Regions from separate parts of the Homo sapiens genome. Here region 2 is linked to region 1. Evidence: chromatin loops called from intact Hi-C (ENCODE). Cell type or tissue: Caco-2. All regions are shown on one strand. Each heading gives the region's core, and the rest is flanking DNA. Links, peaks and the distances in the headings are about the cores only.

The links. Peaks named below come from ENCODE experiments on the same cell type or tissue, not always from the same donor. Only the 100,000 strongest peaks of a DNase experiment are listed, where the experiment ranks them.
Region 2: a loop joins it to region 1, with 3 times the contacts of the local background. A loop is called at or near these places in 3 of 110 quality-filtered maps.

What each region holds. Positions count from the first base shown.
Region 1 is chr11:71,613,596-71,616,516 of GRCh38, reverse strand. No RefSeq gene overlaps it. Among named protein-coding and RNA genes, the nearest start is that of KRTAP5-11, 32 kb to the right of the region's middle. In Caco-2, for the core only: no CTCF peak of the experiment used is centred there; a DNase peak (open chromatin) is centred at 1,316.
Region 2 is chr11:71,747,619-71,750,539 of GRCh38, reverse strand. It overlaps the pseudogene ENPP7P8. Among named protein-coding and RNA genes, the nearest start is that of DEFB108B, 84 kb to the left of the region's middle. In Caco-2, for the core only: a CTCF peak has its summit at 1,462 (motif pointing right); no DNase peak of the experiment used is centred there.

The DNA.
Region 1 (2,921 bases), core at 130-2,629:
TTCCCAATATGCGAGGGGGGAGAGGATGATACTACTCCCAATATCGCAGGGGTGTTCACATCCCCAGTGACAATTTTCCTAATATCTAGGGGAGAGACAATTACATGACAGCAAATGTCGCAGGGTCTGTACATCCCTTCCTGATATTGTTCCTAATATCCAGGGGGAAAGAGGATGATATCGAATATGAAAGGGGGTATACAACCCCCGCCCCTACGATATTGTTCTTAATATTCTTGAGGGGAGACGATGATATGACTCCAAATATCGCAAGGGTTGTTCACACCCCCCTGTGATATTCTTTCTAATATCTGGGGGGGGAGAAAATAACATGACTTCCAATATTGCGGGTGGTGTAAACCCCACCTGAAATATGGCACCGAATATCCAAAGAGGGAGAGGATGGTATTCATACCAATATCGAAGTGTGTGTACACGCCCCTTGTGACATGGTTTTTAATATCCAGGGGGTGGGAGGATGATATTAGTCCCAAAGTCCCAGAAGGTGTACACTACCCCTGTGATATTGTCCCTAACTTCTAGAGGGGAGAGGATGAGATCACTCCCAATATCTCAGAAGTTTTACATGCCCCGTGATATTGTTCGTCGTATCCAGGGAGGCACAGGATGACATTCCATTGAATTTCACGACAGGCTTCCACGCACACTGTGATATTGTTCCTAATATCCAAGAATGCAGAGGATGACATTACTGCCAATAAAGGAGTGGGTGTACATTACCCTTGTGTTTTTGCCTCTAATATCCGGGAAGGGTGGAGGGGGGGAGAGGATAACATTCCCTTAAATGTAGCAGGTGGTTTGACGCCCCTCGTGGTGTTGTTTTACATATCCAGCGGGAAAGACAATAATATTATTTTTGATAGTCCGATTCATCCACTCCACCTTTCCGGAACTCTGAGACCGGGAGGCGGCATGCAGTTTCCGTGTGATCCCCAATACCTTTGCCGTCTTCTGTAGCAAGTCAGCCACAAACGCAGGCCCGTTATCTGAGCCGATCCGGAAGGGCAGTCCCAATCTACGAATCAGATCTCGAAGAAGCACACGGCTTACTTCACGAGCTTTCTCAGTTCATGTTAGATAAGCCTCCACCCACACAGATTAGGTACGCCCAAGAACTAGTAAATACTTGTTACCTCCACACTTTGGCATCTCTGTGAAGTCTACCTGGAGATCTTCAAAGGGGGCTGCTCCATAAGCTTGTATGCCGGGTGGAACGGCTGGACCTTGCCTCGCATGATGCTGTCGGCAGCTGACACATCGCTGCCTCACCGTTTTGGCAAGGGCTAAGAAAGGCGAGATGTAGAACTACCGGCCTAACAACTTTTTGCAGTGACTCCTGACCTAGATGGGTGGTTTCTTGCACAGCAAGTACAACTGCAGCTCCTAGCAGCTGTGGCACAGCTACTCTCCCATCCGGTAACCGAATCCATCCTTCCTCCATCGCTTGTCCTTCCCTCTACCTGGAGAAAGTCCTTTTCTTCTTTAGAATAAGCAGGTCCAAGATCAGGTGCTTGAGGGAGCAGAGGAGCTGTGACTGATGCCTGGAAAGGGGCAGATGCTGCTTTTGAGCCTCTGAGTCAGCGCGGGAATTCCCCAAGCCCACCAAGGTGGAAGCTCGCTGGTGTCCCCTGCAATGCATAACTGCCACCTTGTGGGGTTTCCATACTGCTTCTAATACATGGAAGATTTCTGGTTGATATTTTGTGCCTTTTCCCCCAGAGTCCAATAGGCCCTTTTCTTTCTATCACGCTCCATGCACGTGAAGGGTTAAAAAGACGTACCGAGAATCAGTGTAAATGTTGACAGTCTCACCCTCACTGAGTTCTAAGGCCCGAATGAAAGCAATGAGTTCAGCTTTCTGGGCTGAAGTGCCCTGGGGCATCGATCTGGCTTCAACAACAGTGTCCAGGTTATCACGCATACCCTGCACCTCTCTCTCCTTAGGTGTTGATGAAGCTGCTCCCATGCACGTATAGTTCCCAGTGTACTGATGCCCAAGCTTGGTCCCGGATGTCAGGTCTGCTAGAGTCAACTGAGTCCAACACTTCTACACAATCATGCTCGACAGGGCTCTCTGACAGCGGGAGCAAGGTGGCAGGGTGTTACAAACTTCAATGGTTATACGGGGATTTTCACAGAGCAAAGTCTGGTACTTGGTGAGTCTGGCATTCGTTAGCCAATGATGTCCTTTAGTATTCATTAAAGTCACCACAGTATGGGGGGCCTTTCTGTTCAGGTTTTGCCCAAGAGTCAGCTTCTTTGCTTCTTGTACTAGCAGTGCAGTTGCTGCCAAGGCCCCCAAACACAGGGGCCATCCTTTAGAGACCCAGTCTAGTTGTTTAGAGAGGTAGGCCACCGGCCTCGGCCAGGGCCCCACAGTTTGGGTTCAAAGTCCGGCTGCCATCTTTTCTCTCTCTCTGGCACATAGGATGAAAAAGGCTTTGTCAGATCGGGTAGCCCCAGGGCTGGGGCTGACATAAGTTTCTCCTTTAACTCATGAAAGACTTGCTGTTGTTGGGATCCCCATTCAAAAAGTTCCCGGTCCCCGCCCCCTTGGTGACCTCATACAAAGGCTTGGCTAATACTGCAAAGTTTGGGATCCACAGTCTACAAAACCCCACAGCTCCTAAGAATTCTCTCACCTGCCTTCTGCTCTTAGGCTCTGCTAGATTGCAAATGACCTGCTTTCTTTCTGATCCCGGGCTGCGTTCCCCCTGTCTGATAGTAAATCCCAAGGAACGTACCTGCTGTCGGCAGATCTGAGCTTTCTTCTTGGACACCTTATACCCACAGTCCTCCAGGTGTCGGCGTAGGGCAATCCGTTCCCTTGGCACACCCGACTGCCGTGGGGTGTCCCAGCAAAAGCTCATCAACCTAGCGGAGCAAAGCGCAGCCTAGGT
Region 2 (2,921 bases), core at 148-2,647, 130 kb before region 1:
CTGAGAAGGGAAAGTGGTAAAAGTATTGTCCAGTCCTTTTTAAGTTGGTGGCTGATCTTGGTAAGGTGTGTTTTTAAGAGACCAGTAGTCTGTTCTACCTTTCCTGAAGACTGAGGACTGTAAGGGATATAAAGGTTTCACTGAATACTAAGAGCCTGAAAAAATGCTTGGCTGACTTGATTAATAAAGGCCGGTCTGCTATCAGACTCTATAGAGGTGGGAGGGCCAAACTGAGGAATTATGTCTGATAGAAGGGAAGAAATGACCGTGGTGGTCTTCTTAGACCCTGTGGGAAATGCCTCTACCTATCCAGTGAAAGTGTCTACCTAGACAAAGAGTTATTTTAGTTTCCTGACTCGGGGCACGTTGATTAAAGCTAATTTGCCAGTCCTGGGTGGGGGCAAATCCCTGAGCTTGATGTGTAGGTAAGGGAGGGGGCCTGAAGAATCCCTGAGGATTAGTAGAATAGCAGATGGAACACTGAGAAGTTATTTCCTTGAGGATAGATTTCCACGATGGAAAGGAAATGAGAGGTTCTAAGAGGCAGGCTAGTGGCTTGTACTATAGCATAGCCTGCTTTTGCTGGTGTGTGGCAATTAGGCCTGGTGGAACTGCCATCAATAAACTAAGTGTGGTCAGGGTGAGAAACAGGGAAGAAGGAAATGTGGGGAAATGGGGTGAATGTCAGGTGGATCAGAGAGATGCAGTCATGAGGGTCAGGTGTGGTATCAGGAATAATGTGGGAGGCCGGATTGAAGTCCGGGCCAGGAACAATGGTAATTGTGGGAGACTCAACAAACAGTACAGCAGAAGGAGCCGGGGAGCAGAATGTATATGTGGCAGGTGTGAGGAGGAAAATACATTTTGGAAATTATGAGAGCTGTAGAGAGTGAGTTGAGCATAGTTTGTGATTTTAAGGGCCTTTAAAAGTATTAGGGTGGCAGCAGCTGCTGCACAGAGACATAACAGCCAACCTAAAACGATAAGGTCAAGTTGTTTGGACAAAAAGGCTACAGGATGAGATCCTTGTTCTTGTGTAAGAATTTCAACTGCACAGCGCTGCACTTTGGCTGTGTGTAATGAAAAGGGTTGGGATGAGTCACGGAGAGCTAGTGTAGCAGGACGAGTTGCAGACAAAACTCCTCAGACACCGGATTAAAGAAGGAAGAGGTTTTTTTATTCAGCCGGGAGCGTCGGCAGACTGTGTCTTAAGAGCCGAGCTCCCTGAAAAAGAAATTCCTAGCTCTTTTAAGGGCTGACAACTCTAAGGGGTCTACGTGAAAAAGTCATAATAGATCAAGTGAGCGTGAGGAACGTGACTGGGGGCTACAAACATCAGCTAACAGAACAAAAAGTTTTTACAGTGCTTTCTCATACAGTGTCTGGAATTTACAGATAACACAGGTAGTTTTGGTCAGGGGTTAATATTATTGTTATTTTAACCACCAGGGCCAGGTGGTGGCGCCAAGGTCGTCTAGCTATTTATTTTACTTCTGTTTTTTCCAACTTTTTGCTTTCTCCCTTTTTTGCTGTCTTACAAACTAGGGAAAAGGGGAGGTTGGGGAGAAACTGGGAAGGACAACAGGAGAAGTGGTGGTCTCATACCATATTTCCCCCCTTTGAGCATTTTCACTTTTTAGTGGGAGTTCTCACTCTCATCTTTACTTTTTGAGTCTATTTGTGAGATAGAGCGATACTGATTTATATAACACACGTGTGTTGAAGTTTTCTGATGAACCAAAGTAGCTACAAAACCTCTTATCATTTGAAAAAACAAGGGTAATACACAGGGGAGCAGCAAGCAAGTTCCTATCACTAGCAATACACCTACAATGAGGGTTTTAAATCCTCCTATAGCTGGAAACCATTTTTCAAATAAAGACTCAGGATTAATCTCGTGCCAAACCTGTACAGGCACATGTGCCACCTTTGTCATGTCCCTGACTATGTTTTTAACCACCTGTCCTTGATCATTTATGTGTAGGCAGCAATTGGTTAAGTTAAATTTTCCACAAACTCCTCCTTCAGCTACTAGCAAGTAGTCTAAGACCAGTCTATTCTGATAGATAGCATTCCTCATTTGGGTTTCTTGCCAAGCTAAAACAGTCAAAGCTCTGCCAGTTTCATTAGTAATTATTTCTAAGATGGCCTGCAACTGCATGATCCAATTGAGCATGTAGATGGGGGTTCAGTATCCCCATGAGCCGTCTTGTGCCCATGTGGCAGGCCCATAATACTGAATGATCCTTTCAGGGGGCCACTCATTATCTTTCCAGTTTCCTATAACTATGCCTTTCTTTTCTCGGGAGGCGTAGACAGGGAAACCTAGGAGCTCACCCATTTTTATGGGTAATAAGAAAAAGGATGGCTTAATAGTGCCAACAACACAACTGTCTGCCCATTTATTAGGTAACCGAATGTAGGCTCTGTGCCTACATATCTAGTATAGTCCAGCGGGAACCGTCCAGTCCTGATGAGATTCTGGATGAGCCTAAGCAGTTTTTAATTTAGAAAATTTATTAAATGGATTCTTTTCAGTGTGGTTTAGGCCCTACTAAGTAATTGTCTTTGTTGTGCTGTTATACAACCTCTGTCCTATACAATTAAGCTTTCCTACAGGGATGATAAAGTCTTTCCCTTCTCTAGCTCTACAGTATTGTCTAATAATTGGGGTTTTTAGGACCTAGAGGTTGCTAGCTTCGGCCTTCTGAACTGGAATTATATCAGGAGCTGGATCAGTAGGCACCAACTCTCGGGCTTCCCAAGGCCATCTGTCTCCGATAGTGGTTCCTCCACGTACATAACAAGAAGTAACATTAAGTAAGAAAATTACATTTTCTGCTAATTGGAGAAACAAATTTTTTGTCTTTTTCAGAAGTTCTGCTGCTGGCAGATTCAGCTCCTCATAAAAGGTTTGAAAT